Regions from separate parts of the Homo sapiens genome. Here region 1 is linked to region 2. A link is a loop called in an ENCODE intact Hi-C map of the cell type or tissue named here. Cell type or tissue: heart left ventricle. All regions are shown on one strand. Links, peaks and the distances in the headings refer to the core of each region. The heading gives the core; the rest is flanking DNA.

Evidence for each region. Peaks named below come from ENCODE experiments on the same cell type or tissue, not always from the same donor. Only the 100,000 strongest peaks of a DNase experiment are listed, where the experiment ranks them.
Region 1: it touches region 2 in a loop (1.9-fold over the local background); 2 of 110 quality-filtered maps call a loop at or near these places.

What each region holds. Positions count from the first base shown.
Region 1 is chr6:155,982,648-155,987,949 of GRCh38, reverse strand. All of the region lies in intron 4 of LOC101928923 (a long non-coding RNA gene), which reads left to right. Among named protein-coding and RNA genes, the nearest start is that of MIR1202, 39 kb to the right of the region's middle. In heart left ventricle, for the core only: no CTCF peak of the experiment used is centred there; a DNase peak (open chromatin) is centred at 2,219; H3K27ac peaks cover 1,126 bases.
Region 2 is chr6:156,173,778-156,179,079 of GRCh38, reverse strand. The region is part of intron 3 of LOC101928923 (a long non-coding RNA gene); the gene reads left to right. Among named protein-coding and RNA genes, the nearest start is that of SNORD28B, 200 kb to the left of the region's middle. RefSeq lists an enhancer at 2,692-3,563. In heart left ventricle, for the core only: a CTCF peak has its summit at 2,809; a DNase peak (open chromatin) is centred at 2,789; H3K4me3 peaks cover 862 bases; H3K27ac peaks cover 685 bases.

The DNA.
Region 1 (5,302 bases), core at 126-5,125, 190 kb after region 2:
TGAATTAACAGGTGCAGCAAGCAATCATGGCACATGTATACCTATGTAACAAACCTGCATGTTCTGCACATGTATCCTGGAACCTAAAGTAGAATAAAATAAAAAACATAGGCTTGTGGAATCACACACACTGTAAGCCAGAGTGGCTGATAGATGGTGGAGTTGTGGGCATGTGTATTTCTATGCAGTTCAGTTCAGCTGCATGCAGTTTGCTGTTCTCAGGGACAAAATTGAACATCAGCAAATGCAAAATTCACGTTATGCTTGAATTGTTCCCTGGTGTATCCATTGCACTGGAACAAATGCACAATTTCAGAACTAGTGTTATGGAAGACTTAACTATACAATAGTAACATAGGAAAATTTTTAAATACTGAAAATTTAAATTGTGTAGAAAGCAAACTTAACAGTGTTTTTTTTCTTTTTATTTTATTTTATTTTATGATTATACTTTAAGTTTTAGGGTACATGTGCTTTTAATCTCTGGTATAAGCTTGTTGTAGAAGAGAGGCATCTGTGGTTTAAAGCCAAAGGTAGCTTCAGTGGGATGTCAGCCTGTGGGAATAGAGATGAGTGAGAAATCTGCATTCGACATTGCATGGTACAAGAATTCCAGTAACTCCCGGTCTCAAAAGGAACATACCCTGGAACAGAGTCCTGGGCAGCTAAGAAGGCTCCCCTGTCAAAGGCATCTCCCATGGCCTCCTGGCTCAGCAGGGCTGAGGAGGAGGGATCGCTTAGTAATTGCTTGTGCTGTACGGACCTTTACCTTGACACTAACTGGGCACATTATCATAGGCTCAGAGGCCCAGCACCTAAATGAAATGTGGCTCAGCTCACAAGGAGCCTGGGCCTCGGCAAAGCAGAATCACATATCAAAATGAAAACTTGGTCCCATATGTCTTTAAACCCATGACGGTTACTGCTGATATGATACTGCAGGGGAAAATGACTTAGATTTCTGTTGGGTAGATGGATTTTTGGGGTCTCTCTGTGCAATTTTCTTTAACATAGTGGGGTCTTTGTCACTGTAATGAAAACTGCCTTCAGCTGAAAGGAAAAGAGAGAGAAAGAGAGAGAAACAATAGAAGCCTAGAAGCAGAATTTTCCAAATAAATTAAACAACTTTTGAGACATAAGATTTATATTAGAAACACTGATAAAACCTTATCCTTGAAGGTGTGAAGATCTAGGCTCTTAAAATTAATGTAAATAGCAGTATTACTGCTGCAGGCATCCACTGAGATCTTGGAGTGTATGAAAAGACATGTCTCAAAAGAGAGACACAAAAGAAAGGGTCACATCTCATCAAGAGTGTTTGCAAAGTCTTGGGGAAATTTGTGCAGTTTGAATAATAACACCTTGCACTCTTACTTCTTCATAGATAGCACATAAAATGAAGCATAAAGAAAAGAATAAACAGAGATCATTTTGTGCCTGTTCATTTCCATGAGCAAATGTGGATGTCTCAGCATGTGTGAACCCCGAGTTCTGTGGGTTAGCCTAAGCCCAGGGCTCAAAACCAAGAGGTCTGAGACTCACTCTTAGCCAGTCATAGACATGACCTGTGCTGGGCCTCCTACCTACAAATATAAAACCATTCACCTTTCAGGTTTAGCGGTAAGATTAGATGAATTGATGTGTAGGAAAATATTTTTGAAGTAATAATATGTTGATTGAAGATTATTATTAACGTGGGAACAGGGAAGGAGGGAAAATGGTGAAGGAAAGAGGAAAACTGTTTGAGTTCACCCAGTTCCCGTGGGAAATGTGTTTTGCTAGTGGGGTGACTGGGACGGCAGGGTATGTGAGTAACAGAGAAAGACAGCGTGCACATGTTCAAGTGCTTATAAATGCAAGGAGGACAACCCTTTATTAGGCAGGAGATATGCTGAGTTTCAGGTTTACATTACCAGGAGACTTGGAAAAGTTGAAACTCAGCCTAACTAGGGCTGCCAATGGCCTCTAATGAAAATTTCCATTTGGAGAGACTAGATGTTGACTTGGCATGACACCAAACAAGCAGCCTGCTGCAGAATTTTACACCAATTGTATTTCTCCTAATTAAACCCTGTCTGACCTCAGCATTAAGAAACAATTTGTTTCAGGATATAACCAGCACACATAAGCAATTACATTCTGTTTGCCCCATTAGCATTATTTGGCTCCTTTGCTATCCAGGGCTGCTACTGCAGCAAAAGCCGCCCATGAGCCAGAGCTATAAAAAGCCTGGAGCGCTCAGAGGCTTTTTCCACCCCCCATATGAAGAACTAAGAATATCATCATATTTCAGCCAAGCCAAAGATTCTGGGAACAGTGTGCTTCTGTGTTTATTATAAGGGAGTGTCTATATATATATATATATATATATATATATATATATGAATATTTCTTATGAGTTAAAAAAAACTCTACTTATAAAAAACCTGAAGAAACTATAATAATCTAGGTTTATAATAATCTAAGCTTATCTGATATGTTATGTTTCATGTTCCTGTTCAGCTATACCCCTTATACTTTAACTTTTTTGTAGCTCTTGGACTTGAATTTTGGAGTTTAAAAGGAACACACATTGGGTCCCGAAAAGTTTTTGGGGTGGGGGCATATGTTCTTTTATAAAAGAGGCATCATATCCATATAACAGAGAGAGAAATGAGAGAAAGACCTTCAAACCTGACAGCTCTCCCCAGACCCCACTGGTAAAGTTCATTCCAGCGGTAGGAGCTCTGGAGCTGGGGCCAAGAAGGGGGCTTTGTCCTCCAGGCCCTGCTGCTTTCATCTCCTGTATCTCAAGCTCATCCCCTACCTCTGAGTCTCTGTTTCCTCTTCTGTAAAATGAATCAGATGAGACGAGGCACGGTGGCTCATGCCTGTAATCCCAGAACTTTGGGAGGCCGAGGCGGGCAGATCACCAGGTCAGGAGATCGAGACAATCCTGGCCAACATGGTGAAACCCTGTCTCTACTAAAAATACAAGAATTAGCTGGGTGTGGTGGTGCACGCCTGTAGTCCCAGCTACTTGGGAGGCTGAGGCAGGAGAATTGCTTGAACCCAGGAGGTGGAGGTTGTAGTAAGTCGAGATCGTGTCACTGCACTCTAGCCTGGCAACAGAGCGAGACTCCGTCTCAAAAAAAAAAAAAAAAGAAAAGAAAAAAGAAAGAAAGAAACAGATGATACCTGAGGTGTTTCTTTGGTTAGGTTACTATTGAGATTAGTCGAATCCTAGGTTCTGTTTATCCTTGGCCCATGAAAGTCACAGAGCACTGACTCGCCATTAGAATGTTCTTTATTCTAACTTCCTTCTGAACCTTTTCTTTGCAAACTTCTGTCTTCTGCCATCCTCGATTTGGGAGCTGAAGTGGGACAGTTAGGAAGGAGGTTGCAATGTATTCCATGTAGGAAGGAGATAGATAGAAATGAGAAAATAATTCCATGTAACCTATTGGGGGAAGCAAAAGAGCGGATGTTTGTTCTCAGTTTTTATCTAATTTTGACCTCTAGTGCCTTGGAAAAAAAATTACCATTGGTTTCTCTCCTTTACTTTTTCTACCTGTAAAATGGGAATAAATCCATCTCCCTTCTTTTTATTTCACAGAGATATGGCAGGGTTGAGCCAGGTCGCCAACTAAGGGCTTTAAGCATCTCCCAATGCAGGTGCTATTGAATGCAGTGTGATTCACTTCTGTGTGCTATGGCAGGTGTGTCAGGACAGTATTGTGACATGCACTCTTCAGAGCACAGTTTCTCTCTGTGAATCAAGAGCACCTTCTTTTGGCAGCTAAGTCTCATGAGCCTTAGAAATAAAGGTACATTTCAGCATTGAATCAAACTTACAGAAGACTGAGAATAAAGAATCAGTGCCTATTGACCTTCCTAAGCCATAAGGATGAGTGTCTGTCCCTTTCTTCTGGCAGGGTTGAAGCCCACTGTCACAGTGTGGCCTCATCACAGTGGTCTTCACTAAGTCCTTAGAAAGGCATGGTGCCAAGGTGGTGCACGCGTGCACACACACACAGCAGATGTGCGCTCACAAATGCACACGTGTGACAGATACACTCATTTTGAGGTATAGGGTCTGGAATGTAGGGAAGTAAGAGCCATACTTTGAAATGGGAATCTTGTACATGAGTTCCATCTCAGACATTTACTAGCCAAAAGGCTTGGGCAAGTCCTTTATTGTCACCTGGTACCAGCCTATGCACATTTAATTTCGCAGATACCATTATCTGCATTTTGTTTTTTCTCTTACGTATTTCTCATAAGTCAAAGGTACTGACATACCTGCTTGTACTAAACAGTTGGTACATCAGTGATTCTAAAAATTTAGGAATCCTCTGAAGCATTTATGAAAGTGAAGATTCCCAGATTCCCTTAGAGGTTTTCACAGCTGGCATGGAGTCCAGGAATTTGCATTCTTAACATTCAATCCTAGTGAATTTGATGTAAGAGCTACTTCTAAAATACACTAGATGAACATATAAGGCACACAGAACACTTCCTGACACATAGTAAGCATTCGGTATATATTTATTGACTCCGTGCATAGATGGCAGCCTAGTCTATCCATATCAAGAAAGACTACCTGCCCAGTAGGTCTTATAAAAGCTTACTTGTTGTGTTCTCTGTTCGTGTAAATGACGAGTTAATGGGTGCAGCACACCAACATGGCACATGTATATATATGTAACAAACCTGCACGTTGTGCACATGTACCCTAGAACTTAAAGTATAATTTAAAAAATGTAAAAAAATAAATAAATAAAAGCTTACTTGTTGGGGTAACTCTATCTAAATTTCAAGGTGTCTGTTTTCTGTTAGGAGGAGAAGGAAGGTGAAATTGCTAAGAATCAGGGTGGAAAGCCCTGGAACCTCAAAGAAAACCCATGACAAGAAGATCCTCTGACAAGCTTTAGGGTGAAGCATCCACTTCTTGATACACATTGCCTGCTCTCTGTGTGCTTTTCTGGGTTCTGGTTTTGACTTCGCATTCACAACTCTGAGGCTGATGTCTACCCCTTCCTGTTCTTGGCATCTACAACTATAATTGATCTTACTTTTCTCCTTTGTTTCTGCAATTCCTTGCCATTCACTTCTTTTTGTAACATCTCACTAATATTGAGCTGGTTTTGCCATAAACTACTTAATGACTAGTGAATTAACTAGCTATCTAGATAGAGTTGACAGTAACAAACAGGATGCTCGGTTAAATATGAATTTCAGATAAACCAGTTATCATTGTAGTATAAGTGCGCCCCAAGTATTGCGCAGGCCATATTTATTATATTTATTAAGGCAATTATTT
Region 2 (5,302 bases), core at 36-5,035:
TACACTATATATATATGCAATATACATATATGCAATATATATATGCAATATACATATGCGCTATATATATGCGATATACATATGCGCTATATATATGCGATATACATATGCGCTATATATATGCGATATACATATGCGCTATATATATGCGATATACATATGCGCTATATATATGCGATATACATATGCGCTATATATATGCGATATACATATGCGCTATATATATGCGATATACATATGCGCTATATATATGCGATATACATATGCGCTATATATATGCGATATATGCGCTATATATATGCGATATACATATGCGCTATATATATGCGATATACATATGCGCTATATATATGCGATATACATATGCGCTATATATGCGATATACATATGCGCTATATATGCGATATACATATGCGCTATATATATGCGATATACATATATATGCGCTATATATATGCGATATACATATATATGGGTGTATATATGTATATACTCATATATATGGGTGTATATATGTATATACTCATATATATGGGTGTATATATGTATATACACGTATATGGGTGTATATATGTATATACACCCATATACACACACACACCATATTTTCTTTATGTGTATATTTACACACACAGTGAAATATTATTCTGCCGTAAAAACAAAGCCAATCTTGCCATTTACAGCAATACAGATGAACCTGGAGGAGATTATACTAAGTGAAATAAGCCAGATACAGAAAGATAAATACAGTATGATCTCATTTATGTGTGGAATCTAAAAAAGTCAAACTCATAGAACCAGAGTAGACCAGTGATTGCCAGAGGCTGGGTTGTGGGAAAATTGGGAGATGTTGGCCAAAGAGTATAAGCTTATGTTACTGAACCCCACCACTTACCCATAGTTGGCCTTTGGATTGGGGTTTTCCTCAGCATTGTCTCTTCCTTGGTTGCCGGAAAGATGTTACTGGAAAGGGGTTTGGATCCAGACTCCAAGAAATGGTTCTTGGATCTCAAACAAGAAAGAATTCAAAGCTAATTCATAAAGTGAAAGCAAGTTTATTAAGAACGTAAAAGAATAAGAGAATGGCTACTCCCTATGCAGGGCAGCAAGGTGGGCCATTGGTTGCCCATTTTTATGGCTATTTCTTCTTGTTTATATGCTAGACAAGGGGTGGATTACTCATGGCTCCCCTTTTCCGAGCATACAGGGTAACTTCCTGACGTTGCCATGGCATTCATAAACTGTCATGGCGCTGGTGGGAGTGTAGCAATGAGGACTACCAGCGGTCACTCTTGTCGCCATGTTAGTTTTGGTGGGTTTTGGCTGGCTTCTTTACTGCATGCTGTTTTATCAGCAAGGTCTTCATGACCCGAATCTTGTGCCGACCTCCTGTCTCATCTTGTGACTTAGAATGCAGAACTCAGCCTTATGTTACTCAGTCCTAGTCAAGATGGAGTTGCTCTGGTTCAAATGCCTCTGACACTTTTAGTCATAGGATTAATAAGTTCTGGGGTTCCAATGCACAGCATTGTGGCTACAGCTGATGATACTGTATTGTATGCTTGAAATTTGCTAACAGTAGATCTTAAAAGTTCTCACTACCCGCAAAAAGAATGGCAGCTACGCGAGGTGATGGATGTGTTAATGATCCTGATTGTGGTAATCATTTCACAATGAATATATACCTTAAAACATCATGTTGTACATCTTAAATATATAAAATTTTGGCTAGGTGTGGTGGCTCACTCCTGTAGTCCGAGCACTTTGGGAGGCCTAGGTGGGTGGATCACCTGAGGTTGGGAGTTTGAGACCAAACCTGGCCAACATGGTGAAACTCTGTCTCTACTAAAAATACAAAAAAAAAAAAAAAAAAAAAAAAAAAAAATTAGCCGGGTGTGTTGGTGGGCGCCTGTAATCCCAGCTACTCAGGAGGCTGAGGCAGGAGAATCACTTGAACCCAGGAGGAAGAGGTTGCAGTGAGTCGAGATCATGCCAATGCACTCCAGCCTGGGTGACAAGAGGGAAACTCCGTCTCAAAAACAAACAAACAAACAAAAAACGAATTTTTATTTGTCAATTATATCTCAATAAAGCTGAAAACAAACAATGTGAGTGGTTACTCTTTTTTTAATATTTCTTTGCAATAGTAGACTTTATCCTTCCTTCCCTTGCTCTGCCATTTAAATACTGTTCAGTGTGTGGAAGGAAATGAAAAATCCTGATTAGCCAGTAGTATCATGAGAAGTTATTGAGCACAGTGCTCTTATATGACACTGGAACTCAAGTCCTTGTCGTGCATACCTGAATCAGTTTTCTTTAAAACTGCAGTGGATGTAGGTCTAATTCACTACCACAAATATGTTGGGCTTTGCTCTTCAAAAGAAACCCAGAAATACTTGTCTTTGCAATCCAGCCACAGACAGCATTAGTTGTGGGAATCAGAGGTATATGATTTTAGGATGGAAAGATTTTGCTGCAGGCATGTTTAGATTCAGTGTAAGGGGTGATTTCTTTTGATTTGTGTTATTTGGGATACAGAACTGATGCGCTTCTTATTCTTTCATTGAGACCTAATAGAAAGATGGGTTATAATTGTAGAGAGAAAAGGAGAATGAATAACGTGGACCCGAAGTGTATACTTGGAAGTCACGAACAAGCATGAACTGACTTTTTAAGCTTTCCCTTCCAAGGGTGAAGACTTCATGGTGTGTGTGTGCGCACGTGTGTGTGCGTGCACGCGCGTGTCTAAGCCCTGCCAGGAAAATCCCTTGAGAACAGCCTCTGCTTCCTTTTGTGTGGAGCGTGGTCACACCCAGTGGCCAGTTAGGCTAATCACACGTGTATATTCCCCGGGGATACCTGAGAAAGAGCAGCCGGCCTCAGTCACTTCCTCCGGTGGATGCCAGAGGCCAATTTGGATAATAGCAGAGCCACCTTGTTCCTTTCCTTTGTTCCAAAATGTGGTGCCTGGGTAGGAAAAAGCCCCACACCATTCATGATGTTAACAATAGCAGCATTAACAGTCATTGGACTCCCACCGAGTGTGTTATTCTTTAAATTAGAACCCATGAATATAATGAGATGGATTTTCACAGGAACAAGGGCAGGCTGAAACAAAGAGGTATTGCTTTTTATTCTTATTTCCCTTGATTTTTGCATGATTTAAACATTTTGAACCTTAACTGTTCTTTTCATTTTACTTTTGAGTTGGGGAGGGTGATATCATGTTAATGTTAGAAAGAAAAAGGACCATCTTTTTAGAATGCAAATAGAGGCAGAAACTCTATTTATGAAAATTTAAAGAACTGTATGAAACAACTCCAAAACATAGCATCCTCAATCAGCATCAGAATGACGCTTTTCTTTCTTGTGTGCTTGATTTTTAAAATTATCTTAATAGACACTGTGAAGGTCCCTTGTGTTACTCAGGGGCAGGCTTGACTCATGGATAGAAGCACTGAAGTTGTGTTTGTGACTTGTGGCTCTGCCTTAGGCTGATCATAAAGTAGAAGTTGCGTCCATAGGAGGCTTCTTACCCACCCAGTGAAAATTTAGTCCATTTCTCTTTAGGAGAGAGCCTGTTCTGGTCTTCTTTTCCTGGACGGTGGATACATTTTTCACACTTTATGAGTTTGCCTTTCCAGAGCCTTATAGGGGATCAGGTTGTTGCACCGCTCTGATATTCATGCCACTGAAAACTTAAATCAAGCTTTATTTACTGTTCTAATTGAATAGCCCCCTGGACAGCCAGTCCGTGGTGACTTCACCCTTTTCTGAAGTTCAATCATTTGGCACATTTCAGAAGAATAAAGACTTTAATCATCCAAAACAAATTGAAGCCAAGAGACCAGGGTCTGAGTTCTGGTCTCTTGGTCTAAGGAGTAGTTGACCTTGGTTTGGAAGTTACTTGGCTCCAAACAGAGTGACTCAGTCTCCTTCTGTCAAATCAGGAGGTTGTACTAGAAGATACCTAACATTTTTTCTAGCTCCTTGAGAAGGTAATTTTAATCAGAACCTCTTTTCCTCTCTTAGCTCATTTCCACAATCCATTATTTTCTTCTCAAAGATATTCATTTCTTAATTAAAGATAGGTATTTTTAATGAGTCCTGCAGTCTCTGGGCTAGTTCTTGATTTCTCCTCTTCATTTCTGTGCTTCCTATAAATCCTGTAGCCATGATCTACTGCCAGATATCCGATGTGTAGGTGGTGATGTGTGTTCTTGTTTTATTAAAGTAGAACTCTTGTTTTTCTTCCAACGTACAGATCGTTTCCCGCTTGATGCTCATAGCGGGAAGAAACGTAATGTTTTACAATGAAAAACAAAACTTGCATTCATGGTTTGTGTCATTTGCTCCTCCTTCTCTACCTGGCCTACACCAGCTCTCGCCCACATGAACTTCCCTCTTCTGAAGAGTTATCATGGCCCCAAGTGACTGAGCAATAATGAGTGAAGCATTCTTACCAGCAAGGTGGTTGAGGGAATTACACGGAAAGTTACATGGCATTCTTGTTCAATGAACTCACTTTCAGTTGTTTCTTTAAATAGGTAGAATATTTCCCTGCCAGAGGTGTAACTGCCCAGTGGGTTCACTTTGCCTACTGCCTAGACAGAGTCGATTTATCAAGACAGGAAAATTACAATAGAGAAAGAGTAATTCATACAGAGCCAGCTGTGCAGGAGACCAGAGTTTTATTATTACTCAAATCAATCTCCCTGAGAATTCAGGGATTGGAGTTCTTAGGATAATTTGGTGGGTAGGGTGTTCTGATTGGTTGAGTGGGAGATGAAATCATAGGGAGTCAAAGCTGTCCTCTTGTACTGAGTCAGTTCCTAGGCGGGGGACCACAAGACAAGATGAGTCAGTTTCTTGATCTGGGTGGTGCCAGCCAGATCAATGGCTGTGATGATGATGGAGTGCATGGTCTGCAAAATATCTTCAGTACCGAGTTTAGGTTTTACAATAGGGATGCTATCCCCAGGAGCAATTTGGGGAGGTTTAGAATCTTGCAGCCTTCAGCCACATGACTCCTAACCCATAATTTCAAATCTTGTGGCTAAAGGGGTTTGTTTTGGGAAAGGGCCGTGATCTCTTTGTTTCAAAGCTAGGTTCCTCCCATAGTTAGTTCAGCCTATGCCCAGAAATGAACAAGGACAGCTTGGAGGTTAGAAGCAAGACGGAGTTGGTTAGGTCAGATCTCTTTCATTGTCTCAGTTATAATTTTGCAATGGTGATTTCAATCAGACTTTGACATCCTTCTTCTATGGTCATAGTAGAAAAAGAAAAAAAGCAAATCTGATAT